Regions from separate parts of the Homo sapiens genome. Here region 1 is linked to region 2. Evidence: chromatin loops called from intact Hi-C (ENCODE). Cell type or tissue: GM12878. All regions are shown on one strand. Links, peaks and the distances in the headings refer to the core of each region. The heading gives the core; the rest is flanking DNA.

What was found. Hi-C counts contacts between places; a loop is a spot of excess contacts. Peaks named below come from ENCODE experiments on the same cell type or tissue, not always from the same donor. Only the 100,000 strongest peaks of a DNase experiment are listed, where the experiment ranks them.
Region 1: it touches region 2 in a loop (2.9-fold over the local background); 23 of 110 quality-filtered maps call a loop at or near these places.

Annotation. Positions count from the first base shown.
Region 1 is chr20:36,800,395-36,816,397 of GRCh38, forward strand. MTCL2 (microtubule crosslinking factor 2) reads right to left here. Exons shown (of 15, transcript NM_080627.4): 5 at 14,732-15,913; 6 at 12,310-12,450; 7 at 9,588-9,713; 8 at 8,119-8,349; 9 at 5,459-5,563; 10 at 4,341-4,508; 11 at 2,462-2,713. Among named protein-coding and RNA genes, the nearest start is that of DSN1, 35 kb to the left of the region's middle. In GM12878, for the core only: a CTCF peak has its summit at 8,337 (motif pointing left); no DNase peak of the experiment used is centred there.
Region 2 is chr20:36,878,137-36,894,139 of GRCh38, forward strand. TLDC2 (TBC/LysM-associated domain containing 2) reads left to right here. Exons shown (of 7, transcript NM_080628.3): 3 at 905-1,057; 4 at 2,519-2,614; 5 at 9,319-9,392; 6 at 11,115-11,267; 7 at 14,726-16,003. The coding sequence ends at 11,250. SAMHD1 (SAM and HD domain containing deoxynucleoside triphosphate triphosphohydrolase 1) reads right to left here. Exons shown (of 16, transcript NM_015474.4): 16 at 12,093-14,930. The coding sequence ends at 14,796. Among named protein-coding and RNA genes, the nearest start is that of TLDC2, 10 kb to the left of the region's middle. RefSeq lists an enhancer at 9,052-9,774. In GM12878, for the core only: a CTCF peak has its summit at 9,244 (motif pointing left); a DNase peak (open chromatin) is centred at 9,115; H3K27ac peaks cover 272 bases.

The DNA.
Region 1 (16,003 bases), core at 3,616-11,615, 79 kb before region 2:
GATGGTTCTGGGATTTGTTAGTCAGCCTGCCATCCTGCACTCCCCAAGCACAGCCTCCTAGCAAGTGTGAACCTCAAAGGAGCTCTTTACCTGCAGGAAAGTGGGCATGGCCCAGGACCAGGAACTTTCCAGATCTGGGAGTTCTGCCAGATTCTGGTCCTCTCCCTTACTCACTTTATGACCTTGGGCAAATCACTTTGCCTCAGTCTCCTCATCTGAAAAAGGGGTTTCATGAACGTGACCTTGCAAGGCTGTTGAAGTACTGAAGAGAACATTAGGAAGAGGAAATACCTAAGATCCATAAACTCATGAAAAATGCTCACCTTCAGTAGAAGTCAGAGAAATGCAAAGTAAAGCAATGAGATAGCATTTCACACCCTAACTTGGGCAGACATTTCAAAGATTGGTAATCACAGGAACTGGCAAAGATAAAGCAAAAAGGGCCTTCTTGTCCTTCTCACTGTGCAGCTGGCAGGAGGGTACATGGGCAAAGCCTTTCTAGAAGGCGGCCTGGCAGTTACCATCAACTATAAATGCATATGCCCTTGGATTTAGCAATTTCACCTCTAGGAATCTATCCTACTGAAATATTCATGCGTGTGCAGAAATATATGTGTGGAGATGTTCACTGAGGCACAACTTGAACTTTTTTTTTCTTTTTTTAGATACGAAGTCTCACTCTGTTGCCCAGGCTGGAGTGCAGTGGCATGATCATGGCTCACTGCAGCCTTGATTTCCTGAGCTCAAGCAATCCTCCCACCTTAGCCTCTCATGTAGCTGGGACTACAGGCACACATTGCCACAACCAGCTTCAGGTCACAACTTTCAATAGTGAAAAACTGGAAACAATCTAGATTTAATCACTGTAGATAACAAATCATAGTATCTCCACACTAGGAACACCAGGCACCAGTCACACTGAATAAGGAAGGCCTCCATACTCTTGTGAACAGCTCTCCAGGAAAGACACAAAGTATAAATAAATGGACATTAAAATTTGATTGATGATTAAAAAACAAACAAAACAAAACCCTGTAAATATAAATTTAAATAGAAAGAAAGGCCCAGCGACTCGGGAGGCTGAGGTAGGAGGATGGCTTGAGACCAGGAGCTCAAGTCCAGCCTGGGCCATACAGTAAGACCTCATCTCTCATAAAAAAAAAAAACAACTTTTTTTCATTAAAAAAAAATGACAAGAAAGGGAGGGAGTAGGCTGAAATGTACCTTTGTAATATGTGAACATTATATAAAGATGAAGTCCTGATTTACGTAATTAAAATTAAAAGTAAGGCCAGGCGCGGTGGTTCATGCCTGTAATCCCAGCACTTTGGAAGACCGAGGCGGGCGGATCACCTGAGGTCAGGAGTTCGAGACCAGCCTGGCCAACATGGTGAACCCCATCTCTACTAAAAATAAAAAATTAGCCGGGTGTGGTGGCACGTGCCTGTAATCCCAGCTACTCGGGAGGCTGAGGCAGGAGAATCACTTGAACCCGGGAGGTGGAGGTTGCAGTGAGCTGAGATCACACCACTGTACTCCAGCCTGGGCGACAGAGTAAGACTGTCTCAAAGAAAAAATAAATAAATAAAAATAAATAAAATAAAAGTAAGGCCGGGCATGGTGGCTCACTCCTGTAATCCCAGCACTTTGGGAGGCTGAGGCGGGAGGATCACTTGAGGCCAGGAGTTTGAGACCAGCCTGGCCAACATGGTGAAACCCTATCTCTACTAAAAATATAAAAATTAGCCGGCTGTGGTAGCACACGCCTGTAATCCCAGCTACTGAGGAGGCTGAAGCACATGAATCACTTGAACCTGGGAGGCGGAGGCTGCAGTGAGCCGAGAGTGCTCTCTAGCCTGGGTGACAGAGTGAGACTCTGTCTCAAATAAATAGATAAGTAAATAAAAATAAAAGTGAAAGAAAGGGAAAAGTCAAAATCAAGAGTGGAGCAGAGCAGCCTATGGTAGGTGGTGCCTGGCTGCATGAAGTGAACTATAATGGGGAGTGAGGGTCAATGATTGCTTTTCCTTTCCTCCTTCTTTTGATTGGAGGCCTCCCAATTTTCCCATGGGAACCACTCTTAGTTCCTCCCTCTTGGTTCCTGGGTTTGGGTAGGCTCCAGGGGTGGGCACATGACTCATATCTGGCCAATCCACTGTACTTGCTAAGCTGTAAGATATGAGCATGAAACTAACAGTGGCCATATTTGGGAATAGCTTGTTTAAGAGTAAAGCTAACACAGAGGAAAGCAGGCCTGACAGGCTGAAGCAGAAAGAAAAATCTAGTTCCCACTGCATTCTCTAAGTGCCTGGATCCAGCTATACCTGAAGGAGATGGTGTGCCAGACCTCACTGGATGAGCACCTAGATCCAGCTATACCTGAAGGAGTTCCTGCTTCTGAATCATTTCTGTAGCAACTCTCCCTTGCGGGTGGAAGCGGCTTGGCAGGGGTGGGCCTCACCTGGCTTAGGCGGTTCTGCAGCTCCTTCACCTGCTGCTCCACCTGCTGCTTCTCACCCTGCAGCCGCTCCACCAGCTGCAGCTTTTCCTGGCTCCAGTTGCGCTCACTGATCTGCAGCTGCCGAGTCAGCTCCATGACAGCGCTGTAGGACTCAGCTAGGAGGTGCTGCTGCTCCTCACGCTCCCGCTGTAGGGCTGCCTTCCAGTCGGGCCCTGCCCGCTCCCCGGCCCCCTTCCCTGTCTTCAGCTCCATCTGCGGAAAGAAGCAGACTAAGCAGCTGGCAGCAGGAGGCCACTCCTCTTGGCCCTTCTCTCTCCTTCCCTCCTGGGTGCCAGCGGGGAAAAGGGGAGAGGTCCCCTCAGAAGACCCCTCACTAGGGACTAACCCAGCTTAGTCCTCCCCACTCAGAACTAACCCCTAACCCCTCCACACAATAAGGGTTTGAAGAGCTCTTTCTATAAGCCATGCTCTTCTGTGGGCTTTTCAGGCATGATGTCAGTATCCTCATAAAAACTCAGAAAGATTACTAGTGGTCATTCCAGCAAGATGGTTTTCTTGGCCTCAAACCTCAGAGTGGCAGGAAAGGGAATGTGCAACCTTTAGACTCAATGCCCCCCATTAACCCCCATGAGCTGGTCAGGTTCTTGGTGGGAGGAGCACCTGAAATGCCCAGGTCTTTGGGGGCAGCAGGTGCAGGGGACACCGTGGAATATGCAGATGGAGGGAGCTGTGAGATCTGGAAGAGGGTTAGGAGGGGAGAGTAGTGGCCCCAGGAAGTAGCCAGGAGACTGTGAGCAGTGGGAAGAAGGTGGAATTGGGGCCGGGAGTGGTGGCTCACGCCAGTACTCCCAGCGCTTTGGGAGGCTGAGGCCGGCAGATCACTTGAGATCAGAAGTTCAAGACTAGCCTGGCCAACATGGTGCAGCCCCATCTCTACTAAAAATACAAAAATTAGCTGGGCATGGTGGTGTGCCATCTATAATTCCAGTTGCTTTGCAGGCTGAGGCAGGAGAATCTCTTGAACCCGGGAGGCGGAGGTTGCAGTGATCCAAGATTGCACCACTGCACTCCAGCCTGAGTGACACAGTGAGATGCCGTCTCAAAAAAAAAAAAAAAAAAAAAAAAGGAGGTGGAATTGGGGTCACAGGGAGCCAGGGGTTAGAGGTTTGGGGGAGCAAGGGCCAGTCTGACACTTATTAGCCGGGTGACCTTGGGAGATAAATTTAACTCCTCTGTGCCAGTTTTGTCATCTGTCCAGCAGAGACCATCGGAGTGCCTGCCTCCCAGAGGCTGCTGACGCCTGGGAAGGCAGCTTGCAGCAGGGGCAGGCTGGATGGAAGAAGCTGGAGCCCAAGCTGCAGGGTCAGAGCATTCTCTCTGAGTGGGAAGAAGCCCACCCTCTCACTTTTCAGGCCAAAGGAGGCAGCAAGTCACCCTCAGGCACACAGCAGACACCAAACCCCCAGGGCTCCTGGTTAAGGCTCCTTTGGGGGCACGCTGGGGAGTTGGGAGGGGAGGCCCCCATTTTGCGTGGAGGGAGCAAAATAGAGCCAGGCAGTTGGGGCTGAGGGAGTGCTTATGAGGAAATGAAGGAGCAAATGAGGACAGCAGGCAGTGGGGATGTGCACCAGCCTCACCTGTGAGCCCAGGGCGCAATCCCCCACCTTCCTTCCCTTCCTCTGTGACTCCCATTCCCCACCGTTTCTGATACCCTTGCTGTGTGACTTTAGGCAAGTCTCTTGCCCTCTCTGGGCCACAGGTGAAGCAACGGCATTCTTATTCCTCTAGGAGCATGGCCTTGGTATTCTACTCCCAGATCTGACAGCTAAAGGCTTGGCTGAGAGTAAGGGGAGAGGCGTCTGACAGGTGGGGGGCTCACCTGGGAGGTATGGCCCTTGAGCTCTGCCCGCTCTGTCTCCCAGGTAGCCTTGGCCTTGGCAAACTGTTGCTGAAGCTCCGTCAGACCACGGCGTTCATCCCGGAGCAGCCAGCACAGCTCCTTCAGCGTCACCTTCATGTCGGCCAGTGTCTTGATGTACTCATTGGGCTGCAGACAGGAGGCAAAACCTGAGTCAAGAGCCTCTGTGGGGTAGGGAGGGGAACCTGGGTTCAGAGAACTCACCTAGGAGTCCAGCTTGGGACTTCACGAGGCCTCAGGCAAGTCCCACAACCTCCCTAGGTCATCTCACCCATAAAATGGGAATGACAGGCCCAGCCCTGGCTACCTCCTAGGCTGACATGAGGCCCAAATCTGACACCAAGAAAAAACCCTGCAGTTACAGTAATAATTATTCAGCCTAACTCTGAGCTGAATCATCTGGCTTCTTCAAGGCTCTGCAGCGTCTGTGCCGTGGGTCCTTCTCCTCACTCAGGATCTGCCTCTCTGACCCGCTGCAGGCCAGATGTGGGGTCTAATTCATGGAGACTCCCTCAGTTTGCCTGATTCTGTCCCAAATCTTCTCTCCTGGGCCCATGCCCTCATTTCCCATCCCTACCCCAGCTCACCGTGTGTGACCCTGGGATCCTGACCCCACTGTTCTCTCTGACTTATGGCTTGATTTGAAGGTTCCTGACCCTAGACCACAAGGCCCCTCTTCAGATGACTCTAGCCTGATATCCTTACCCTTACCATGTACCTCCCAAGCCATACTCAATACCAGAACACCTTGCCACACCTTGGCACACAGAGTTCTCTTGGTCCAGAATAGTCTTTCCCCTATTCTCTATTAGGTAAACTCCTATACATCCTTCAAAACCCATCATCCATGACCCCTTCACCGTGATATTGTCCCCTATACTGCAAAGAGAATTACTTGCTGTCTTGCCTATGACCCCACAGTCCATCATCTGGACTCTGTTACTGCCCTGGGATGACCAGGCAATAACTTGCAACTTCAATGTCCAGGAATGGGGTCAGAGAAAGCAGTAGGAATTGATTACTGAGCAGACAAAGGAATGAATGGACACAACAGGACCGGGAAGGGGCTGGAAACACACCGTGTTCTGGGTCCAGCTGTCCCCCGTGCAGGCCTTGTTATCAGAATGCTGAGCGTTTATCTCCTCTTCCTCCATCAGCAAGTACAGCTCCTTCATGCTGTTCACCTGTTTTTTAAAAACCATGCTTAACAGCAGGTGGGAAGTTTTCCCAAATTTTAATTCCAACCTTGGGCACCATGTAGGTCGAGGAGCACGGCTGGATAGTCAGGCCCTCCTAGCCTCCCACGACATCTATTCTGCCCCAAAGACCAGGAAGCATCCCTGAGAGTCACTCTGAAATAACCATGTTGACAGGCTGGGTCAAGGCAGGCACTGTGGTTGAAATGAAAAGGCCACACGCACTCCCACAATGCTACATAAGGGTGACCAAAGGTTTGGGTGGACAGAAGGGACCTTGCTGGGGGGTTGGACTGCTTGCTGATAGATTCTGGGCAAGAGTCCAGGGCCAGCCAAGGAGATCAGGGACCTAGTTCAGGATGGAAATAAGACAAAAGGGAGCGAGTCACCTTCTGTGCTCAAGCAATCCTCCTGCCTCAGCCTCCCAAAATGCTGGGATTACAGGCGCGAGCCACCATGCCCAGCATGATTATGTTTATATCTTATTAATTATGCTTATTTTGGTAAATGTATATATTTCTTAATTATATATGTTATGTAATTTTCTGTGTCTCTTTATTTTTTTTTTGAGATGGAGTCTCACTGTGTCATCCAGGCTAGAGTGCAATGGCATGCTCTTAGCTCACTGCAACCTCTGCCTTGCAGGTTCAAGAGATTCTCTTGCTTCAGGCTCCTGAGTAGCTGGGACTACCAGTGTGCACCACCGTTCCCAGCTAATTTTTGTATTTTTAGTAGAGACAGGGTTTCATCACGTTGACCAGACTGGTCTCGAACTCCTGATCTCAAGTGATCTGCCCACCTTAACCTCCCAAAGTGCTGAGATTACAGGTGTGAGCCACTGCACCTAGCCAATTTTCTATGTTTATGCCCTAATTTTTTTTCCCTAAAGTAAGTTTCTCTCTCTTTTACTCTAGGATATGGAAATGGCTAGAAAGGTTTTCACCAAATGTGGAGGGTTCGTCTGAGACAAACTGACTTAAAATATAGACTGTGTGGCCTGCAGGTCATTCCCTTAAACTGGGCTTCATCCAGAGGCCTGTGAGACTTCCAAACAGGTGAGAGGGCTCCTATGTTTCCAAACGTCACAGAAGAGACAGCTTCGGACAGGAGGACCGAGGCGAATGCTCCCAGGGGCGGCCCTGTGTCAGGCACTGCAGGGCCAGGGCAGCAGGGTGTGGGCCTATGGAATGGCGGTAGTGACTCTCCCATGAGGCCCTGGGGAGGAGCTGGTGGCCTGCGAGAATGATGAGCCCCACTGAGATAGGGTGATGCAGGGTCTTGCTACACACTCAGGTCTAACTGTCTTGCCTGGCTCCTGGGGCATCTGGGCTCCTCTGGAGTACCCCTGATGGCGTAAGTGGCAACTTGAGGCATGCCAATGCTCCCTACTGGATCTGGACAGGGGACTACAGAGAGCAGCCTGGACTAGAGGAGGGCCAAGCCTGGGCTAGACTCGAGGTACCTGAACCCAAAAGGACACGGCCAAAGTGAACAATGTCAACTAAGATGAGTGTGACCAAGGTCTGACATCCTTGTAAGTCCCCTTCTCTTCCCTGATGTGTTGATGTGTGCTGCTGTGCTGATGACAGGACGCAAGGGCTTTGAGCAGCAAAGGGTCCTGCATAGACTGGGGCATGAATGGGTCAGGTGGGTCCTTTCTAAGCTTCTTACATTCCCAGAGCTCCGCCCCCACGTTTCCTGCCACATCCTAATACCACCTGTACTATCACCAATGTTTTTAAGCCAGCCTACTCCCTCTTGTTAAGTAAACATATCTTTTGGCCAGGCATGGTGGCTCATGCCTGTAATCCCAGCACTTTGGGAGGCCAAGGCAGGTGGATTACTTGAGGTCAGGAGTTTGAGAGATCAGCCTGGCCAACATGGAGAAACCCTGTCTTTTTTTTTTTTTTTTTTTTTTTTTTTTGAGAAGGAGTCTTGCTCTCTCTCCCACTCTGGAGTGCAGTGGCACAATCTAGGCTCACTGCAAGCTCCGCCTCCTGGGTTCACGCCATTCTCCCGCCTCAGCCTCCCGAGTAGCTGGGACTACAGGCACCCGCCACCACACCTGGCTAATTTTTTGTATTTTTAGTAGAGACGGGGTTTCACCATGTTAGCCAGGATGGTCTCGATCTCCTGACCTCGTGATCCACCCGCCTCGGCCTCCCAAAGTGCTGGGATTACAGGTGTGAGCCACCGCACCCGGCCAAGAAACCCTGTCTTTACTTAAAATACAAAAATTAGCTGGGCATGGTGGCATGTGCCTGTAATCCCAGCTACTCGGGAGGCTGAGGCAGGAGAATTGCTTGAACCCGGGAGATGGAGATTGCAGCAGGCTGAGATTGCACCACTGCACTCTAGCCTGGGCTGGAGTGAGACTCCATCTCGGAAAAAAAAAAAAAAAAGCAACGAATGCAGGAAGGAAGCCTGCATGCTGATGGCAGGTATGTGAGCCTAGGAGTTGTGTCAATACCAGCTGGGCGTCCCTTCCCTGTCCCTCTCTCCCCAGCCCACACTCCCAGTCCCAGTCCCTGGCCCAATCTTACCTCGAGGAAGTCATCCCCTTCGCTGGGCAAAACCTTGCCCTGCCGCCAGCGCTTGAGGAACCACCTGAGCTTCATGAAGAGCAGCAGGAAGTTGTGCTTGAATTGCTGGGACTCCTGCACCAGCATGTTCTTCTCCTGGCTCCAGAATTTCTGCTCCAGCCTCCGCTGGAGGCTCAGACTCTGCAGCTCAAACTCCCGCCTCAGGAGCGCCCTCTGCTGGTCCTCCTTCAGCTGCCGGGGGACAAGAGCTTGAGCAACCCCAGGGCCCTGTCCTCTCCCCCACCCCTTTCTGGGCCCCTGGACAGGGGCAGGGAGGAAAGTCTGGGTGGTGCCTGTGAGTGATCCCTGCCGGGGATCCCACCACACGTGGCGCAATCTATTCAGATGAGCACTGCCCTCTGCTCCTGCAAAAACAGTGACACATCATTGAAGGAGCTGGGATTTGACCCTGGCTCTAAAAAACCATGACATCATATACTGAGCACCTCCTGGGCACCAAATGTCTCACACGAATGCTCATGTTCAATGAGGAACCTGCGAGGGTGAGCGATGATAGCAGGGAGGGGTGACGCATGGAGAGCAAAGGGCGTGCCAGGGTTGAGGACAGCTGATGACTAGGCAACACCCTAGGAAGCAATGCAGTGTCATGCCTAACAGAGGGACCTGGATTAGAGGCCCAGCCCTGCCACACTCTGGATGTGCAACCCTGGGCAGAGCACTCCAGCTCTCTGGGCATCAGTTTCCCCATCTGCAAAATGGTGATAAGGGAGGGCACAAGGATTAAAAGACATAATGGGTAGAAAGTGCATTGGACAGGCCCACCATACAGTAAGGGCTTAACAAATGTTATTCCAGAACTATTATCTTGATTAGAAGCCAGGCCTGATGAGGGCACCATTTCATAAATGGGAAACTGAGGTCCTGAGAGAAAACAGGACTGGCCCCAGGTCCCACAGGCCGCCAATGACAGCCCTGTTACACAACTAATGCACAATGGCAAGGACAATAACATCCCAGCAGGGCACAGGGGCTGAAGACTCAGGTTTCCCTTGACATTCTTTCATTCTTTTTTTTTTTTTTTTTTTTTAGATATCACTCTGTCACCCAGGCTAGAATACAGTGGGATGATCTCGGCTCACTGTAACCTCCGCCTCCTGGGTTCAAGCGGTTCTCTTGCCTCAGCCTCCTGAGTAGCTGGGATTACAGGCGTGCTAGTGCACGCCTGGCTAATTTTTGTATTTTTAGTAGAGGCGGGGTTTCCATGTTGGCCAGGCTGGTCTCAAACTCCTGGCCTCAAGTGATCTGCCTGCCTTGGCCTCCCAAAGTGCTGGGATTACAGGCGTGAGCCACCACACCCAGCCTCCCCTGACTTTCTTGACTTCAGAGGGCCCATAGATCCTCAAGGCCTCTGCTTCCAGCTCAGAGAGGCTGTAGGAATAGCTGCCTGGAAAGCGCTGGGCACCACGCACCTGGACCATTTTCTGGTTGAAATTGTCGGCCTCCTCCTTTCGTAGCTGCCGCTCCTGGGAGAGCTGCTCTTGCAAGCCCCGGAGGCTGTCGTGGGCCTCAGCCAGCACCAGCTGCAGCTCCTTGATCTGTGGTACAGACAGGGGACACAGATAATGAGGAGGGAGAGAGAGGAAGAAGTGGATAGAAATTGTGATCTAAGGATGACAGTGGTAGGGGAACGATGGGATGTTGGACCCAAGCTGTCCAAATACAAATCAGGCAGAATGACTGTCCCCACCTCTGAGGGTCGTCATGATGATTAAATGAAACAGTACATATCAAATCTGGCTTTTGTTACCATTGGAACTTGTTCTTTTCTCTCTGAAATTTATCTTAATAAGGTACTGGGAAAACTAAGTTTGATTCACAAAGATGTTCATTGTTTCATTGTTTATAATTGCAATATTTTAGAAACAACTTAGATACTAAATGATGGGACTTAAAAGATGCTTAATGGATCTATACATATGTAACAATCCATTCAGTGGTACCCTTAAGGACAGTGTCCTTTATTGTATGTATGTTATTATGTTATACTACAACAGAAAGTAGAAAAACAAAACCAAAAACGCTATAGGCCTCCATAAAAAAACATACAAAGGACATGGACACACACAATAAATGTAACCAGTGGGAACTATGTGAAGACCTTCTGACCTCCAACCTTCACCCACCCTCCCCTCCTTCTCTCTCTCCCTCTCTCTCTCTCTCTCTCTCTCTCTCTCTCTCTCTTTCAACGGAGTTTCGCCAGCTTTGAGCGTGATCTTGGCTCACTGCAACCTCTGCCTCCCAGGTTCAAGCGATTATCCTGCCTCAGCCTCTCAATTAACTGGGATTACAGGCACCCGCCACCACGCCTGGCTAATTTTTGTATATTTTTGATAGAGACAGGATTTTGCCATGTTGCCCAGGCTCATCTCGAACTCCTAGGCTTAAGCAATCTGCCCACCTGGGCCTCCCAAAGTGCTGAAATTACAGGTGTGAGTCACCGTGCCTGGCCCCAGAACTCCTACATAAAACCTTCCTAGGCATGGCAAATGTCCCTCTGTGAGAAAGTAAACATTCATTATATGGTCAATAATATGATGATTTGGCAGTGGAAGGCACAGTGACTTGAGGTATATCTTCTATATCTGTTTTGCATTAAAAATTTTTGCAGGGCTACATACTGTCTGCTGTCCCTGGTTTCCTCCCTGAACTCAGTGGTCAACAGCACTGGGCAATTGTCACTACTCAATAAAGAGTGGCTGAATGAAACAAATAATTGAATGTGTGCAGGAAATCATTTTTTCTACAGGTAAGCCTATAGAATAGGCCTATTTCCTGGCAGGGCACAGTGGCTCACGCCTGTAATACCAGCACTTTGGAAGGCTGAGACGGGAAGATCACTTGAGCCCCAGAGTTTGAGGCCAGCCTAGGTGACATGACAAAACCCTGTCTCTACTAAAAATACGAAAATTAGCTGGGCATGGTGGCGCACGCCTATAGTCCCACCTAACTGGGAGGGCTGAGGCTCGAGATTCGCTTGAACTCAGGAAATGGAGGTTACAGTGAGCCAAGATCGCACTACTGCACTCCAGACTGGGCAACAGAGCGAGACTCAGTCTAAAAAAAAAAAAACAAAAAAAAGAATAGGCCTATTTCCTTTTCTTAGAAAATGACAACTAAGTTATCTCAGTTTTTTCTCTTTTTGCCATGGCTTCCAGGAAGCTCACTTAGAGAGTCTGATCCATCAGCTTCAAGTGAGCTTCTCCTTCCCACATAGTCATGGGCTGACCTTCCTGGGACTACAGAGTTGTCTTCCAAGAGATGCTCAGAAAGGTGCTCAGGCTGGAAAATACATAGGACTCTGCAAGGTTCAGGGTTTCAGGGATACTCCACCCAGTCCGTAGGAGCCTTTTCCTGCTTCAGGCTCATTATGAAGAGCAAGGAGAAGCTCAGCAGGCTTAGAAGGGGCTCAGAACTACCCAGAATTCCCTGAGGATCAAAGAATCCTAGCAATTCAATAACTACCATTCACTCTAACCCTCCCGTTACAGATGGGGAAGCTGTGGCCAGAAGGTAGAAATCTGTCCAAGGTCACACAGGAACACTGGTAGAACTGAGACTTGAACTCAGGTCCCCTGAGTCCCAGAGATGTGTCATTATCATCATAATCATCCTCCTCCTCCTCCTCATCCTCACCCAATGTGGACCATGCCTTAAGCTATGGCTTTTCATGTATTTAATCCTTTCAACAACCCTGTGAGGCACCTTCATTTTACATGTGAGAAAACTGAGAATCAGAGAGGTAAAATGACTTATCCAAGATCTCACAGCCAGAATAGAGTGGATCCACAATTGAAACCCAAACTGCCTGGCTATAGAGACTGCTGCCTTCCTGCTACATACATGAGTAGTTCCATTAAATTACATAAATTGTTAAATTCCCAGTGGAATTTAGTACAGAAGAAAAAATAATTTATGCAGATGAGTTTATAAGTTTCCTTGGATCAGGCCATGAGAATGTCCCAAACTTCCTTATTTCCCTTCTGGCCTTGGCTGCCAAGAAGCCTGGAACCAAATGGAATGCCCCAAACCCATATCCTCACCAGCTAAGTGATATATGGACCACTCTGCTTTTGACAGGGCTCAGTCACTCTCCTCCTACCCAATCCCATGCTTGCTCAGGCCTAGACCCACCTCAGAGGCATAGGAATCATTGTCTTCAGCTCGGTAAGGCCTGAAGCTCCGGCTGGGGTCGGGCTTAGAGTCCAAGTCACCAGTGCGGAAAGCCTCTCGGATCCTGGGCTCCCATTCCGGCAGGTCCCTGAAGTCAGGTGGCTGCACCCAGAGGCACAGGCAGAACAAACCAAAGATCACCATGGGGAGGGGCCCGAGGGGTGCCAGAAACACCCACCCCAGGCCTCTGCGCTCCCTAAGAGGCTTGAACCACCCACCTGAGGGCTGGGACCCTGGTAGATTCACCTCTGCAACCCAGACCCAGCCCCAGCTGGGGGCACTGCTGCCGTTTAATGAATGTTTGCTGAAAGGATGAATGAGTAGGTAAGTGCGAAGTGATTTTCTGAATGTGTGCCTTGTGCACAAACCTTTTGAGTCAGCCCAAACTGTCCTATCACATGTGTGACCTCTGTTCATCCCTCTTTCAAGAAGAACCAAAAGGGAGATAACATAGAGCAGTCTATGGGCACAGTGGCATGTGCCTGTAATTCCATCTACAATTTGAGGCTACAGCGAGCTGTGATCATACCATTGCCCTCCAGCGTGGGCAACAGAGCAAGACTGTTTCTTTAAAAAAAAAAAAAAAAAAAAAAAAAAGGCAATGTGCTTGCTTAAAAAAGCAAGATGAAACCGGATCAACAGGTCTTGAGTTAAAGAAATTATGGCACATATCCACTGTATAGTTGTTAAAAAGAAAGTGCTAAATCTCAGAAGGGCACGATGGCTCACACCTGCAATCCCAACACTTTGGGAGGCCGAGGCAGGTGGATCACCTGAGGTCAGGAGTTCAAGACCAGCCTGGCCAACATCGTGAAACCCCATCTCTATTAAAAATACAAAAATTAGCCAGGTGTGGTGGGGCATGCCTCTAATTCCAGCTACCCAGGAGACGGAGACAGGAGAATTGTAATTTCAGCTACCCGGAAGGCGGAGACAGGAGGCGGAGGTTGCAGTGAGCTGAGATCGTGCCACCGCACTCCAGCCTGGGCGACAGAGTAAGACTCTGTCTCAAAAAAAAAAAAAAAAAAAAAAAAGATAAAAGAAAAAAAGAAAGTGCTAAATCGCTCTCTTTCCCTGGAAATGAAAAATTCCCTGCCATTGCTCTGAGGATGAAGATCAAACCTCCCGCATGCTCAGTGCAGTCCAGCTTCACATTGTCTCTTCACTCAGTGTCCTGGACACACCACGCTCCTTCCGCCTCTGATCTGAGCTGTGTCTTTGCACAGGCTATTTGCTCTGCTGAAAACACTGTGTTCCCCCAGCCATCCATCCCTCTGACCTCTGGTCAGATCAGAGGCCTTCCCTCAGCATAGGGTCTAGGTCAAGTTCCTTGTTCATAAAACCATGTACGCTTCCTTCAGATTCCTCTCTCAGTGTCTAATTGCACATTCACTGACATGATATTTTGGGTGACTCTGCCCCACTAGATGATAAGGACCATGAGAGGGGGAATCATATCTGTTTTTGCTAATCATGACATCTTCAGCAGTGAGCACAAAAACTGTGTGAACAACAGACAAGGCATCATAAATTAACAAACTGATACATTGCGTTAAAAATATAAGTTGTGTAGTAACAATAGATATAAAGCAATCTGGGTGGAAAAACAAATATATGATAGATGTGTAGAGAAGGATTTAGAAGGACAAGCTGCAAGGATGAAATATTCTAGATCCACTCTACTAGACACACACAAATACTGAACATTTAAAATGTGACTATTAGGCCACACACAGTGGCTCACACCTATAGTCCTAGCACTTTGGGAGGCTGAGGCTGGTGGATCACTTAAGCTCAGGAGTTCAAGACCAGCCTGGGCAATATGGCAAGATTCCATCTCTACAAAAAAATTTAAAAATTATGGCCAGGCACAGTGGCTCACACCTGTAATCCCAGAACTTTGGGAGACAAAGGCGGTCGGATCACTTGAAGTCAGGAGTTCGAGACCAGCCTGGCCAACATGGTGAAACCCCATCTCTACTAAAAATACAAAAATTAGCCAGGCATGATGGAGGGCGCCTGTAATCCTGGCTACTTGGGAGGCTAAGAGAGGAGAATCGCTTGAACCTGGGAGTTGGAGGTTACAGTGAGCCGAGATTGCGCCACTGCATTCCAGCCTGGGTGACAGAGCGAGACTCCGTCTCAAAAAAAATAAAAAATAAATAAAAATTAGCTGGGTGTGGTGGTGCTCACTTGTAGTCCCAGGTACTCAGGAGAGTGAGGGGGGGAGAATGGCTAGAGCCCAGGATATCGAGGCTGCAGTGAACTGAGATTGCACCACTGCACTTCAGCCTGGCCAGCGGGGAGAGACCCTATCTCAAGAAAAACAAAACAAAACAAAGGAAAAAAATAAATAATAGGATCTGTGCATGAGGCACCTTACCTGAAAGTCTGAGCCAAGGTCTTTTGCCAGAAGAATCTCCTTAGAGAGCCCCTGGGAGCCCAAGGGGGGCAGTGATGAGAAGGACTCCTGCTGTTCCTTGACAGAGCACCCGAGGACTGCATCTGCCTTCCGCGTGAAGGCATTCAGCTCCTGCTGCAGCACGCTCAGGCGCACCAGGATGGCATGGATGAGCTTGGTGTCCCTGGGGCCCTCGCTGTTGTCGGGGGCCTCATGCAGCCGGAAGTCAGCACACTCGTTGTCCAGACACAGCCGGAGGCCAGCCGTGAAGCCATTGGCATCAGCCACCAGGACATCGATGGCCTTACTGACCAGGGCGGCCTGCTCTCTCAGCCCAGGCAGCACCTCGGCCTCCCTGGCTCTGCAGAGTCGGACCGCATGGGACTCGTGTGTCTCGCCCAGGGGAGCAGGCACACACTGGGCAGAGTCCCCGGCCTCGGCGTCCGTCTCCAGCATGGGCCGCGTACTCTGGCAGGAGGCGAGGTCACAGCGCTGGAGGTTGGAGAGGAGCACGCGGTTCTCGTACTGCAGCTTCTTGACCTTGCCGCTGAGCTCGCCGATCTGCAGCTTGGCGGCCGCCAGCTCCTCCTGTGAAGGTTCGCTGAGCACAGAACAACTGTCCTCCGACAGCGCCACGTCCAGCTCGTGCTCCGAGCGGAACTTGGCCAGCTCGTTCAGCAGCAGCTTGTTCTGGTCCTCGAGCTCGGCAGAGGAGCGCCGCAGCAGCTCGGCCTCCTCTTCGACAAACTGCAGGTGTCGCCGCAGCTCTGCCAAGCTCTCCCCGCACTCTCCGCCACCCAGCGCGGAGAAGGCCAGGCGTGCCTCAGGACCCCCACAGCCACCTCCATGATCCTTCATGTCGTCCATCTCAGCCCGCAGGCCTCGGTTCTCCACCTCCAGCTCCACGATGCGGCGGCTCAGCAGGTTGGCTTCCTCCTCCACCAGCTTCAGGTGCACCTTCAGCTCGGTCTCCCGCGAGTGGGGGGCATCGGCCAGCTCCTCGGCTGACAGCGCGCTGTCCAGGTCCCCATAGAGCGAGCGGTACTTCAGCAGCTCCTCCTTCATGCTGTCATTCTCCTTGGCAAGCTTAGTGAGCTTCTTGCACATGAGGGCTGACTCCTCCTTTGCAAAGTGCAACTGGCACTTCAGGTCTGCACTGTCCTCCTGGGACCACAGAGACAGACACAACCCAGGAAGGTTAGTGCTGGGAGTCTCAGTACCAGCCATGGCATTTTGGGGAGCACTATGTGCTGG
Region 2 (16,003 bases), core at 4,648-12,647:
GGGCACCTAGAGTCACTCTTGCTCTGTTCTCATCATGCGTTACCTCCGGCAAATTGCTTCTTCTCTCGGGGCTTTGCTTTCCCTTCTTGTAAAATCATCCAGTGTTGCTAGCACCTCCCTCTACACTGGGCCAGGAGGTTAAGGAGGTAAAGAAAGAGGCTAGGACGGGCGCGGTGGCTCACGCCTGTAATCCCAGCACTTTGGGAGGCGAAGGCAGGGGGATCGCTTGAGGCCAGGAGCTGGAGACGAGCCTGGCCAACATGGCAAAACCCTGTCTCTACTAAAAATACAAAAATTAGCCGGGTGTGGTGGTGTGCACCTGTAGTCTCAGCTACTCGGGAGGCTGAGGCACAAGATTTGCTTGAACCCAGCAGGCGGAGGTTGCAGTGAGCTGAGATTGTGTCACTCTGCTCCAGCCTGGGTGACAGAGTGAGACTCTGTCTCAAAAGAAAAAAAGGAAAGAAACTAATTCCTACCTAGAACCAGCCCTTGGGAACTGAGGCCAAAGCTGGAGAGGGGTGGGCGGATGAGACGGAGGATCAGGAGGAGGGTTCAGCATCTTTCCTATTCTCTAGCCTCTGGGGGCAAGGGTGACCAAGCAGAAAGAGTCCTGAGAGTCCTGACCTGGGTTCAAATCCTGTCTCTACCATTCACTACCCATGCGAGCTTTGGGCTAGTTGTTCCACCCTCCCTGGGCCTCAGTTTCCTCATCTATAAGATGGGAATAACAACCCCTATCTCCGAGGGCTATGGCTGATGGCATGAAAGTCCCTAGAAACAGCAAACTGCTCTATCGCCTGTAAAGCACTGTGCTGGATGCATGCTAGCTGTCCAAGCCCACCCCCAGGATATGGCAGGAGGGCGCGAGGAGAACTCCTCCATTCACCTCCAACCCTGTCCCCAGCTCAGCTTTCACTTCCCACCAAGAGTCACCGGCCATCCCTGGAGTCTGGTCTTCTGCACGTCAAGGGACGGTTTCAGCCTGCAGAGCCTGTACCGGCGGATGGAGGGCTGCAGCGGGCCAGTGCTGCTGGTGCTCAGGGACCAGGACGGGCAGGTGAGCTGGGCAGGGGCACCACCCGAGGCTCTGGGGGCACCCCACCAGGTACTCATGGGCCCTGTCCCAGGGCAGCTCAGGGACAAGCAGGCAGAGTGACAGACTAAGTCACCTATAATGGACACTGATGATGGCAATGAGACCTGCCCACTCAGAGCCATTCCCCCATTTATGCATTCAACACATCTACATGGGGCGCCTTCTGTGTGCCAGGTGAGAGGTGGGATAGAGCAGAATCAACCCAGAAGAGGTCCCAGCTCTCTTGGAGCTAATGGTCTAATAGGGGAAGGGTCAGACATTAAGCAAATAATCATTTGACTGTAAAACTGCATCTTCATCCTCAGAAGCAGAAGAAACTATGGGGGTGCTGGGCACGGTGGCTCACACCTGTAATCCTAGCACTTTGGGAGGCTGAGGCAGGAGGCTTGAGTCCAGGAGATCAAGACCAGCCTGGACAACATAGCCAGACCCTGTCTCTAAAAAAACCCAAAACCAAAACCAAAAACCAACAACAACCACAAAAAAATTAGCCAGGTGTGGTGGTGTATGCCTATAGTCCCAGCAACTGGGGCCAGGGGTGTTGCAGGGTAGTTGAGGCAGGAGGATCACTTGAGCCTGCAAGGCTGAGGCTGCAGTGAGCCATGATCACACCACTGCACTCCAGCCTGGGTGACAGAGTGAAACCCTGTCTGAAAAAAAAAAAAATAGAGATGTACACTGGCATTAAACTGATGTCAGAAGGAAACATACCAAAATATTAAGAGTGGTTATCTTGGGGAAGAAGGAGGGGGATTAAGAGATGGCTTTACTTTTTTTCTTTTGCTTGTCTATTACTTCTACTTTTTTCTGTGATTACTTGTGTAGAATATATATATACATATATATATATATATATATATATATATATACTTTTTTTTTGAGACGGAGTCTCGCTCTGTCACCCAGATTGGAGTGTAGTGGTGCAATCTTGGCTCACTGCAACCTCCACCTCCCAGGTTCAAGCAATTCTCCTAACTCAGCCTCCCAAGTAGCTGGAATTACAAGCACTTGCCACCACGCCCGGCTAATTTTTGTATGTTTAGTAGAGACAGGATTTCACTAAGTTGGCCAGATTGGTCTTGAACTCCTGACCTCAGGTGATCAGCCTGCCCCAGCCTCCCCCAAAGTGCTGGGATTACAGGCATGAGCCATCACGCTCGGCCCAGAATAAGTATATTTAAGAAAAAGGAGGGCCCTGACGGCCCAGAGGAGGAAGGCAGCAGGAGTTCTTCCTTGGGGAGCATTAAGGGAAAGGATGCATAAGGATTCCTGCTCTTGGGTGTGGAGCCCCCATGCCCCAGCTCTGCCCCAGCTTCCCAGGTGTCCTCTAGGATGAGCCTGTATTACTAAACCTGAAGAATGAGGGTTGCCAGAGGACCCCTAGCTCCCTTCCAGCTGCAGACTACAACTTCCACTTTCCAGATATTTGGAGCCTTCTCCTCCTCGGCTATCCGACTCAGCAAAGGCTTCTATGGTACTGGCGAGACATTCCTCTTCTCCTTCTCCCCACAGCTGAAGGTGATGTTCCCAACCTTCCATGGGGGGAGTGGGGCGTGTGGCGAGACAAAGCTCCCGGGGTCCCAGTGGCTCCCAGCTCCATCCTCCACGATGGGCTGCCTGGTGTGCCACCATCTTCCCACAGGGGAATGAGCAGGGCAGTGGTGGGCAGAGCATCCCCCTTGACCTGCCTGTCCTGCATTTAAAACGTATTTGGTGGGTCTCTGGCAACCGCTGACTGGCTGAGAGGAGGGAGGACCATGCTTGCCAGGCACATGCTGGGAAGACAAGATGGTCCAAAGTAGACCTGAGGGCGTGGTGGCAGGACGACAAAGGAGGACACAGCCAATGGCTTCTCAGGAAGTATGGGGGCCAGGCACCGTGGCTCATGCCTGTAATCCTACTTTGGGAGGCCAACGAAGGTGGATTGCTTGAGTCCAGGATTTCAAGACCTACCTAGGCAACATAGTGAGACCCCCATCTCTACAAAAAATACGAAAATTAGCCAGACATGGTAGAGTACACCTGTAGTCCCAGCTACTTGAGAGGCTGATACGGGAGGATCGTTTAAGCCCGGGAGGTTGAGGCTGTGGTGAGCCATGATCGCACCACTGCATTCCAGCCTGGGCAACAGAGGAAGACCCTGTCTCAAAAAAAAAAAAAAAGAAATATGGGGTGAGGTCATTGCTGGAGGAAGGTGAAGGATCCGGTATCGCGGTCATCACAGGTGTGGGAAGGGAGGGAAGCCTGCTGGAGAACACCGGAGCAGCAGAAGCGCCGCTGGGCCGTGTGAGTGGCGGCTTGGGTTGTGAGGTTAGGACGCCGCCACTTCAGTGCATCGGCTGCTCGGCGCAGGCCTGCAGAGGGGACAGCAGAGAGTGGACAGCCAGGGTTGGGGGTTTTGCCAAACTGGCTTAACACCGGCAGAGAGGGAAAGGAAGTTGAAGGGAGTGAAAATACAACATGGACAACGGAACCTAAACTGGACCAGGAGGGGAGGGGAGAGAAGCGGGGGGCACTGGGGGACACCAAGGCAAAGGTGGGCTCGGCATGAGAGGTCTCCTTGACATCAAAGGCTTGGAGCAGTGACAGCAGTTGGACAATGTGTTGGAAGACAGGATACAGTGGACAGAGAGAGGGACATTTGAAATAGGCTGTGGAGGAGACACCTGCCATCCCTGGTGAGGACAAATTCTCAGATGTGAACATGGAAGACAGCGGCAGAAACCCATTCTGGGGCAGGGCCTGGACGAGTCCACGTAGACAGTGAAGTTTACCAGAGAGCTGTGAAGGGTGGTGGGTGGTGAGTCAGAGCTCAGGTTTCTAATTAATGATGAGTGGGAGAGTGACAGGCACAAGATGACTGGTATAGTCAGGTGGCTCGAGCTGCCCAGGAGCTGGGTGAGAATAATAGTCCCAAACACCTTCCATCCAAAGGTTTCCTGCCTCTGGGTTATTTATTCACTAAAGCTATTGAGCAGTACCTGCTTGGCACAGAGCATACTACTTTTACTACTAGTAAAAATGGCCAGGCCAAGCCCTGTGGTTCATGCCTATAATCCCAGCACTTAGGGAGGCAGAGGCAGGAGGATCGCTTGAGCCCAGGAGTTCAAGACCAGCCTGGCAACAGAGCAAGATGCCATTTTCCACAAAAAGGAAAAAACAAAAACAAAACACGGCCAGGTGCAGTGGCTGGCTCACAACTGTAATCCCAGCATTTTGCGGGACTGAGGTGGGAGGATTGCTTGAGCTCAGGAGTTCAAGACCAGCCTGGGCAACAGAGTGAGATGCTGTCTCTTAAAAAAAATTTTTTTTTAAATTGTTCAGTGGATGAAGTCGTTCCAGGTATTCTGCTATTAGAGATCTCTCCAATGCACAGACTAAGATTCCTTCAGACACATCCAGTCACACAGTCATCTGGTCTCATGACAGGGAGTTCACAAGGAGCTATGGACTGCTTTGCTAAAGGCAAAATATACCATATCTATTGCATTGCTGCCATCAGCTGGAGGGGCTCCATCGAGCTTCCCAGGATCCAGGAAAGGGTGAGGGAGGCATGGTGAGCCAGTGCTGGTACTACTCATCACCACTTGCCTTCCTGAACTTAAGTCTCAGAATTCTAAAGGTCTAGAATTTTCCTTCCATTGCACTGACATTAGACTATTCCTACATTGACTATTCCTAGTAGAATCTTTTGCTGGTTCGTCCTCATCTCCCCAGCCTTTCAACATCAGAGCTCAGGTGTTGGTTCTCATCTCTTCTCTAGTGACCCTCATTTCTTCTGTGTTCTCGTCCATTCCCACAGCTCTCCATGCTGCCTGTATGCTGAGGGTCTCTTCCCTGGACTCCAAACTCACGTATATCCAACAACTGTCCATCATCTCTCCTTGCATCTCAAACATGGCGTTTCTTTTTTTTTTTTTCTGAGACAGAGTCTCACTCTGTCACCCGGGCTGGAGGGCAGTAGCGCCATCTCGGCTCACCACAACCTCCACCTCCTGGGCTCAATTGATCCTCCTGCCTCAGCCTCCCAAGTAGCTGGGACTCCAGGCACATGCCACCATGCCTGGCTGATTTTTGTATTTTTTGTAGAGATGTGGTTTTACTATGTTGCCCAGGCTGGTTTTGAACTCCTGAGCTCAAGTGATCTGCCAGCCTCCACCTCCCAAAGTGCTGGTATTACAGACATGAGTGCTGCATCTGGCCCCAAACATGGCATTTCCAGCTTACCATGTCCCAAACGGAGCTCCTGGCTTTCCCGCACAAAGCCTCCTCCTCCTGCTATCTTCCCCCATCAAAGTGAATGGCATCTCCATCTCCCGCTGCTGAGACAGAAAATCTTGAAGTCTTCCTTAACTCTTGTCTTTCACAACCCCACATCTGAGCTGTCAGCAAATCCTGACAGCTCTGCCTTCTCTCTGTCTATATTCGGGATCCACCAGTGCCATGTCCTTTACTGCCATCTTGGTTCAAGCCACCATCATTACTTGTGTGTCCCTGCTATCACCTCCTAAAAGGTCTCTCACTGCCTCCACTTCAGTCAGCACAGTAGCTGGAGTGATCCTTTTAAAAGGGAAGCCAGGGCAGGGCTCAGTGGCTCATGCCTGTAATCCCAGCACTTTGGGAGGCCGAGGCAGGTAGATCACTTGAGGTCAGGAGTTTGAGACCCATCTGGCCAACACGGTGAAACCCCGTCTCTACTAAAAATACAAAAATTAGCCAGACATGGTGGTATGCGCCAGTAATCCCAGCTACTCAGGAGGCTGAGGCATGAGAATCTCTTGAACCCGGGAGGTGGAGGTTGCAGTGAGTTGAGATCGTGCTGCTGCACTCTAGCCAGGGTGACAGAGTGAGACTCTGTCTTAAACAAACAAACAAACAAACAAAAATGGTGGGGGGGAAGCTAGAACTCACAGCATGTCACTCCTTGGCTTCCTCTTTCACTTGGAGAAGAGCCAAAGTGTGTCCAATGATCTACAAGTCCCTACAACTTCTGGCCTCTCTCTCTGAATGGCATTTCTTGCTACTTTTCCTTTCTCTCGCTCTGCTCCAACCACACTGGCCTCTGAGCTGGTCCTTAAACATGCAAGCCTGCTCCTGCCTCAGGGCCTTTGCACGTGCTATTCTGCCTAGAATGTCCCTCCACTGGATCTCTGCATGGTTCAATTCCCACCTCCTTCTATGTTCTGATGTCACCATCTCAGTGAAGCCTTCCCTGACTACCTGATTTAAAATGGCAACACCCAGCCAAGTGTGGTGGCTCACGTCTGTAATCCCAGCACTCGTGGGACTCCCAAGGCAGGAGGATCACTTGAGGCCAGGAGTTCAGGATCAGCCCTCACAACATAGTGACGTCTCATCTCTACAAAAAGCAAAAAAATAGCTGGGTGTGGTGGCACACACCTGTAGTCCCAGCTACCCCTGAGGCTGGGGCAGGAGGATCGCTTGAGCCCAGGAATTTGAGGCTGCAGTGAGCTGTCATTGCTCATGCCACTGCATTCCAACCTGGACGACAGAGCAAGACCCTGTCTCTAAAAATAAATAAATAAATAAATAAATAAATAAATAAAATGACAACACCCAGCCCTAGGAAGCCCTTAGTGTCCTTCTCCCCCTAGCGTTTGCCATCATTTAACACAGAAATTCTTTTTTTTTTTTTTTTTTTTGAGACGGAGTTTTGCTCTTGTTGCCCAGGCTGGAGTGCAGTGGGGCAATCTCAGCTCACTGCAACCTCTGCCTCCCAGGTTCAAGCGATTCTCCTGCCTCAGCCTCCCGAGTAGCTGGGATTACAGGCATGCCACCACGCCCAGCTAATTTTTGTATTTTTAGTAGAGACAGGGTTTCACCACGTTGGCGAGGCTGGTCTTGAACTCCTGACCTCAGGTGATCCACCTGCCTTGGCCTCCCAGAGTGTTGGGATTACAGGCGTGAGCCACCGTGCCCGGCCAGAGAACTTCTTTTACTTTGTTATCTGCCTTCTCCCACTAGAAAGTCAGTCCGTTGAGGCAGAGGTTTTTGTCTATTGTATTCAGCAGTCTACCCAGTGCCTGAAAATAGTGCCTGGTGCATAAGTGCTTTAAAAAAAAATTGTTGAATGAAATGAGTAACTTTTTCAGGGGAGCCTGTCTTTCCAGTCTATTGTTATGGAATCTCATCTTCTAAAAAATTGGTTAATTCTTGGCTATCTCTGGCCTTCTGGCACTTGTATTCCTCATGAATTCGGTAGTTCGTTGATTGCTATTCCAAACGGCACCATGAACTTGGTCTCAATTCCTTCCACAGCAACGTGTATCTTACTCCTTCAGGTCAAAGGTCATGTCCTTCGAGAAAGTAGAGGAGGACTTGAATGATTCTGTCCCCTTGTGGTCACTTGTTAATATGATCTCATCTCTCCTGAGCATAGGACGTATCTTTTATTAGTCTGTTTTCCGGCTAAAAACCCTTTGGTTGCTCACAGCATTTTGGGCCACTGATTAAGGCAATAACATCCTATCGTTTTGCAGCCCTTTAAAACTATTTTGACTCTTGAATAATTTTTGCATTCAATAAATATATATGTTCCAGGAATACAGCCAGGAAGAAGACAGGCCACACGGAACTTAACGTCCTTAATATAAATAAATAAAGAGGAATGAAACAGGGTCTGGGAGGAAGGGCTACTTCAGATAGGGTGGTCCAGGAAATTTCTGAGATGATATTTGGGCTGAAGGATGAGAGGTGGGCCCTCTGAGGATCTAGGGGAAGAGCATTCTGGGCAGAGGGATTCTAGGTCAGGAATGGGCTTTGGGTGTTCCAGGGATGGAAAGACTGGTGTGGCTAATGTGTAGTCAATAAGGGGGAGAAGGGGCCAGAGAGAAAATCAGGGGTTAGAGCTGGCTGCACTTTTTAAGTTTTGACAGTTTTTTTGTTGTTTTTTAGAGTTGGGGTCTTGCGCTGTTATCCACGCTAGAGTGCAGTGGTGCGATCATAGCTCACTGCAGCCTCCACTCCTGGGCTCAAGTGATCCTTCCACCTTAGCCTCCCCAGTAGCTGGGACTATAGGTGCACACCACTGTGACCAGCTAGGTTTAAAAATTTGTTTTAGGGCCGGGCGCAGTGGCTCGAGCCTGTAATCCCAGCTCTTTGGGAGGCCAAGGCAGGCGGATCACGAGGTCAATAGATTGAGACCAGCCTGGGCAACATGGTGAAACCTGTTTCTACTAAAATACAAAAAGTTAGCCGGGCGTGGTGGTGCGTGCCTGTAGTCCCAGCCACTCAGGAGGCTGAGGCAGGGGAATCGTTTGAACTCAGGAGGCGGAGGTTGCAGTGAGCCAAGATTGCGCCACTGCACTCCAGCCTGGCAAAAGAGCGAGACTCTGTCTCAAAAGAGAGAGAAAAAAAATTTTTTTTAGAGATAGGGGAGGGTCTTACTATGTTGCCTTGGTTGGTCTAGAACTCCTGACCTCGAGGAAACTCCTGGCCTCAAGTGATCCTCCCGCCTCAGCCTACTGAGTAGCTGGGATTACAAGTGCACACCATCACACCTAGCTAGTTAAAAAATTGCTGGGATTACAGGCATGAGCCACTGCGCCAGTCCCAGGCTGCACTTCTGGCCATTGTTAAGGAGTTGAATTTTATCCCCATTGCAATGGGAAGCCATTGGAGGACTTAGGCAGAGGAGAGATAACATCTGATTTGGACGTAGAACAGATCACGCAGATTGCAGTGTGGGTATGGCTGTAGGTACAGACAGTGGATGCAGAGGGACCAGCTGGGAGGCTGTGATCCAGGCAGAGGACGGGATAGAAATGGCGGCAGGCCCGCTGTGTCTAGAGCTGCGAGGCTTGTTGATGAGCTGGATGTGAGGCAGCACTGAAGAGCAGGCGGGCTGGTGTTGTCCGGGTGAGAGTTAGTTAGAAGGGCAGTATCAGTTCCCACTCCTGGCCTGGACTGCTCCCCTCCTCCCTCCAGCTTTGGAAGCAGGAAGCCTCAGGGGTCGTTGTCCTATTCTAGAACAAAGAGGCTTCTAGGCTGTAGGAATTCAAACTAGAGGGCATGCGGTGGTGACTCCAAGGAGACTGAGAAGATAAACCCCAAGATCCCTGAGCCCGGAGTCCCACCTGCGGCTCGGTTGGGGCCTGGATGCTGTTCCCGCCACAACACTGCCATCCAGTGGTTCGGGGTCAAACTGCAAGGGCGGGACTCGCTCGCTTAGTAACCTGAGCCTTTCCCTATGTATCACCCAGGTCTTTAAGTGGACTGGAAGCAACTCTTTCTTTGTGAAGGGAGACTTGGATTCACTGATGATGGGCAGTGGCAGGTGAGTGTCTCAGTCTTCCCGAGTCTTGGGGCGGTCTGTGTTCTGGTCCCTTTCCCTCTGCCGAACTGCTGGGCTAGGCTGCCCTTGATGCAATGGCGAGGCTAGTGGGGAACTCTCAGGCCGTTCCCCTCATTGCTCAGCCTCCCAGCCAACCCCCTCAACCTCACGCTAAGCCAGTATTAAGGAGAAAGGATGCATGAGTGCCCCCACTGAAGTGTTACAGCTGGTGACAGTTTAGTCTGAATGTATGCAACTTTGGGAAAAGAATTCCACATGGTTGGATGAGACTAGCGTCAAGAGATGAGTGTGCCTCGTTTTTCCACCAGCCCAGGAATTGCAGGGGACATAACTCATTGCAGGAACCTCCCTCGGTGAGGACGGGGTAGAGAGAGGTAGGAAAAAAAAGTTGATCTCATCCTGGTGTGACCTTCACATTCAGGGGGCATGCGTCTTATCCTGAGGGCGGGGATGAGAGCATTGCTTGATTAGTACCAGGCAAATTCTTTGCTCTCCCAACTGCCTGAAAAGCCTCCACTGAGGGGCAGCTTGGCACAGAACACATCAGCCATTGCTGATCTGCAGGAATTCACTTCCTGGTTTCAGCCGAGGTTTTCTGTCAAATAAGGGGATTAGAATGGACGCTCTGAAGCATTTGGGCTCTCAGAGTTTGCACCCTGAGATGTACTAGCTTTGGTTAAAGAATTGCCATTTTGTTTTTTTTGAGACAGAGTCTCGCTCTGTCGCCCAGGCTGGAGTGCAGTGGTGTGATCTCAGCTCACCACACCCTCCGACTCCTGGGTTCAAGTGATTCTCCTGCCTCAGCGTCTCGAGTAGCTGGGACAACAGTTGCCCACCACCACGTCCGGCTAATTTTTGTATTAAGAATTGCTATCTTGGACCGAGCGTGGTGGCTTGTGCCTGTAATCCCAGCACTTTGGGAGGCCGAGGTGGGCGGATCACGAGGTCAGGAGATCGAGACCGTCCTGGCTAACATGGTGAAACCCCATCTCTACTAAAAATACAAAAAATCAGCCAGGCGTGGTGGTGGGCACCCGTAGTCCCAGCTACTCGGGAGGCTGAGGCAGGAGAATGGTGTGAACCCGGGAGGTGGAGCTTGCAGTGAGCCAAGATCGCGCCATTGCACTCCAGGCTGGGCGACAGAGCAAGACTCCTATCAAAAAAAAAAAAAAAAAAAAAAAATTGCCATCTTGACCAGGCGCAGTGGCTCACACCTGTAATCCCAGCACTTTGGGAGGCCAAGGCAGGCAGATCGCTTGAGGTCAGGAGTTCAAGACCAGCCTGGCCAACATAGCAAAACCCCATCTCTACTAAACATACAAAAATTAGCCAGGCATAGTGGTGGGCGGCCTGTAATACCAGCTACTAGGGAGGCTGAGGTAGGAAAATTGCTTGAACCCGGGAGGTGGAGGTTGTGGTGAGCCAGGGTCGTGCCACTGCACTCCAGCCTGGGTGACAAAGCAAGACTCCGTTTCAATAAATAAATAAATAAATAAATAAACAAATAAATAAATAAAGCTCTTAACCCCATGGGGAACAATGTGCTGAGTCCCCAATAATTCAGTATAAATTGCTTTAAGGGGCGATAAGACAGGTGAAACTGGGCTGCCGTCCTGGCATGGCCAAGAGCTGATGCTGGTGGCAGAGCCTGGGGGTTTCAGCACACAGGAGTGAGCCGCACCAAGACTGTCCTCTTCTCTCTAGTGGCCGGTTTGGGCTGTGGTTGGATGGAGACTTGTTCCGCGGGGGAAGCTCCCCTTGCCCGACCTTCAACAACGAGGTGCTGGCCCGGCAGGAGCAGTTCTGCATCCAGGAGCTGGAGGCTTGGCTTCTCAGCTGACAGCCCTGCGGCAACAGGTACTCAGCCCTGCTCATGATGCCACCCAGGCCTTCCTGACACACAGCAGCCTGTGCTGTTTGAAACACAGATGGTGAAGGGCCCTAGAGTTGGCCGAGGCTGCTGGCCAGCCTCCTTGTGGCCTGGGGACCCAAGATACAGGTGGGGGCAGGCACTGCTCTTTTGCAGAGGTGACTTTGAAGGATTAAAAGACGCTTACACCTTACTCAAGCAGCACAGAGACCCTAAGCTAACAGGGTCTTAGAAAACTCAGAAAAATCCACATCTCTTCCCCGCTAGTGCCTGCCTCCTGGCAAAGGGAAGATTTTTCACTATGCTGTTCCTCGCCAGCTACTGAACGAGGAAAACCAACCTCATGAACATTATCATTTTAGAGGTTCTACAACTGATTCATGTTTATTGTAGAAAAACCAGAAGACGTTAAAAAAATTAAAATTGCCTAAAATTCAACCCCCCCCAACTCTTAACATTTTCATGTATATCCTTCCAGACAATGTTCCATGAATGTGTGTGTGTGTGTGTGTGTATACTTACAAAAACAGGATTCTACTCTGTATGTGTGGAAATGATTTTAACTTACAGAATATTGTCAAACCTTAGAAACCTGGGCTTGAGCACTGGAACTAATAAATACTGTAGCAGCGTCGTTCCTCCTCTGGCCTGCTGCAGAATGTTGAGGCCTTTTTGTCTGCCACCAGTGCCAGGTGCTTGTGAGTCTGTTATTTAATTTCACAATGAAGGTATGAAAGGAGTAAATGAGTAATATGCATTTTTGGACAAAGAGGTCGAAACCTTTGTGGAACACAACTTTCAAGATGGAGATATATATTCACGAAGCTTTATTGCAGCTGTTTCCCTTACCCAGTTGAAGTGGCCAGTCATTTTAATTTGCAGTTCTATTTACATTCCCAAGGTAACCACGTTCAGTAACTCTCTAGAGGCTAAGCTGTTAAAATTTCCATTTTTATACAAATAGCAAAGATATTTCTTTCTCTTTCTTTCTTTCTTTCTTTCTTTTCTTTCTCTCTTTCCTTCCTTCCTTCCCTCCTTCCTTCCTTCCTTTCTTTCTTTTTGTTTGAGACAGAGTTTCGCTCTTGACCCCGAGGCTGGAGTGCAGTGGCCTGATCTTGGCTCACTGCAACCTCTGCCTCCCGGATTCAAGCGATTCTCCTGCCTCAGCCTCCCGAGTAGCTGGGATTACAAGCACACACCACCACGCCCGGCTAATTTCACCCGGCTAATTTTTGTATTTTTAGTAGAGACTGGGTTTCGCCATGCTAGCCAGGCTGGTCTCAACTCTTTACCTCAAGTGATCCGCCCACCTTGGCCTCCCAAAGTGCTGGGATTACAGGCATGACCACCTCGCCTGGCCAAGAAAAATGTAACCTTGTAAATAGCACAGCGTTCTCATAATGGAAACAGTTGCAAAGAACATAAAGTACAGCTGCGTTACATGTAACAAAAGATGCAAACAAAATAGATTCAAGTTGTTTTGCAGACAGCACAATGATACAATATTAGGACTACAGAATCTCAGAGTAAACCACAATGATTTAAAGGTAAGATACACAGAAATAAAATGATTTTAACAGAAAAATATGACATTCCTGACCTTAGGTCTGGGCACATGATGTCTGACCCCTATAGAGGCACCTTGGCTAAAATGGGAATGACCTAGTGCCATGGCTGACCTCACTTGTGCGTTGCTGAGCCCATATGTGAACAAATCCCCTTGATACAGCACCATGGTAGGCATGAGAGGAGAAGTGTTTTAACTATTCTCTTATGAATTGTAACCAACCCTTATTATCTACTGATGGATGGACAGGGGGTGGGGTGATCATACAGGATGGCAGACATTCCAAGTACTCTTCACCCCAGTGTGGACGGAACAGAATCTGGCTACACGGTGGCCAGTGATGGACTGCTGGGAAATCTGCTGGCCTGTGGTCTGAGTTCCCCTACTTGCTCAGGCTGCCCCTCACTCCCAGTGTGCCAGGGAGGCTTAGTCCGGGGAGCATCAGAGCAGAAGACATTCGGGGCTCATGGCTCCCATCCCCACTGGCCTGTATCTTCAGCACCCTCTGGCCACCACCAGCTTTGGCTCTAACTGCAGACTTTGTTCTTGGTGAATTGCTATAGAACTGGGAATGAGGTGTGCCCTGGGCACAGGGGCACTGCCCCACCAAGGTGGTGCCCACTCCACTGCTGGGAAAACGAAGTTACCTAGCGGAGCCTGGAGCCCACTGGGTGGTCACTAATTTCAGCACAGGCAGTGCAGTGTTTGTGCTTTTTTTTTTGGAGATGGAGTCTCACTCTGTCACCCAGGCTGGAGTGCAATGGCGTGATCTAGGCTCACTGCAACCTCCGCCTCCCAGGTTCGAGCAATCCTCCTGCCTCAGCCTCCCAAGTAGCTGGGACTACAGGCACACGCCGCCACGCCTGGCTAGTGTTTGCTCTTAAATACACAAAATGCACTGAACCAGCAAAAACAAAGTCCCAGGTCTGAGGAGCTCTGAGGATGATGCCTGTGATGGCCTCTGGCCAGCTCTCCAGGATACTGAGAGAGCAGGTCAGGGGAGGCCTTCTCCAGGCTGGGCAGTGGGAAGGCCCTCTGGACCGGGGGAGTGAGTATTCAGGGGACAAAGGCACTACCCGGGTCTGGAGCCGCCACGGAGCCAGGGCACAGCCTAGTTTGGGGGATTCCTCTGTCACTGGGGTAGGATCTCCCAACAAGAGGCGGCTTTATGTTCCACTCACGAAGAGGCCAGAGCTCTCAGATCTTCCCCAAAACCTAATCAGGCCTCTCACCAGCGTGTTGGAGGCCACTCCTGGCCATCATCTCCAACTCTTTACCCCAACCTGGCACCTTGTAGGGGGCTAGAAGGGTGAGGGGAGGTGTCTTTCACTTATGCTTAGGTCACTCTTAGAGGACTATCCTCAAACTTGAGGTGACAGGGAACTCTTCACGGGGGCAGGATTTGATGTTTTGTTTTTAGCCATGTTTGTCAATGACAATGTCAATTTCTAGTTCCAATTTGTACCCTTGTCTCATTTCTACATTAAAAACAAAAAACAATCATCTGTCATAAAAGTTCAGAGTAAGCTGGGTGTGGTGGCACATGACTTTAGTCCCAGCTACTTGGGGGGCTGAGGCAGGAGGGTCGCTTGAGCCCAGGAAAGTTCGAGTCCAAGCTGGGCAACAGAGCAAAACCTTGTCTCTTAAAAAAGAAAAAAAATAGAGTTCAGAATAGATAAAAGAGTTGTTATTCTAAGAAAATAGACTACTGAAGGAGAAAGGCTTTAATAATATTAAAAATAGGCAAGGTAATGCTTTTCATAGTATAGTAAGATTTGCCTAATACCATCTTATTTCTTTGATTAAAAGTTACTTAGCTTCAGCATGCGTGTACATTCAAAATACAAAATTAAAGCATGAGTTGTCATTAATTTGCAGAATTCTATGATTGAAGCCTCTAAATGAATTGTGCAGGAGAGGGAGTTTGTAAACAACTGACTACAGACATTCACATTGGGTCATCTTTAAAAAGCTGGACTCTGCTTTTGGATGCTTCTCGGAGGCGAGTTGGATTTTGGACTGAAGTACTGTCGTTCCATTCCTTTTTTTGAGGTGTTATGAGTGGGGCTATAACATCGCCATCCTATTAGGAAGAGAGAGAAAAACAGGCAATAGAGAAAAGCCAGTTTCCATCATCTTATTTCTGAGTGAAAGTCTCAAGTGCGCACATCCTCATCTTGCATATAGATTGCTTCTAGCTGTCCTCAATCCAGGGAAACTCCAAATTACATATGCCCTGTGCTTGGGGCAAATTAGAAACACTACAGTCTTACGCAGGAAGAGCCTTCATGAAAACAGCCACTGGCCTCTGCAGAGATGACTGGGAGCAGCATACCACTGCCCACCTCTATGGCCTCCTTCACACACCTTCACGGAGCACAAACTCTGTCCTGTTTTCCCAGGAGAAAGACGGGATGCACTGAACCCCTAGCTTCTCTCTCGCCTGGTCCCCTCTGCAATAAAAGGCCCAGGTCTACAAGATGGCAAAGAAGGGGAGGAAGAACAGTATGTACCTGCAGAATTTAAATTTTTCTCTGCATCAAAGCTCTAACGTTGGTCCCATCAGCATAGGCTCCAGCCAAAGAAGCTCCTCCACCCAAAATAAGGGAGAGATCCAAAGGGAGGCGATACAATGACGTGAAACCATAGAGGTAAGAAGCAAGGCCTCCTAATACTTGACTCTATGCTAAACTGTTCTGAACTTGTGGGTAGATCTTCTTTGGTTACAAGATGATGCACGATCTTGGAGAGCCTCTGTTGTACCAGGAATACAATGCTGGTGGGAGGATTCGTGCTCCTCATCTGCTTATTTGCTCTCAGATCCATTCTTCACTCTTCCTCTCCCTACTCTGTCTCACAGGAGCTACTCCGGTAAATTACATTTCTCAGCTCCCATGCCTGTTGGTTTCCAGTTAGATTTGGTCAGTGGGAGGCTCTGGTGGGAGACTGGAGGTGAGAAGAGGGCAGAGAAGTCAGGTTTTTTCTCTCCCTACCTCCTCTGGCACGAGCGGCAGTGGCAGTGACTATTCTGTGGTTCTAGCTTTTGCAGGTGGCCCCAGCTCCTGGACTCCCACCTGCTCCCTTGGTCTCTCCTATCCTAGAGGTGGTAGCAGCTTCCTGCTGTTGAATCACTGTCCTCTATGCTCATTTAGCTCT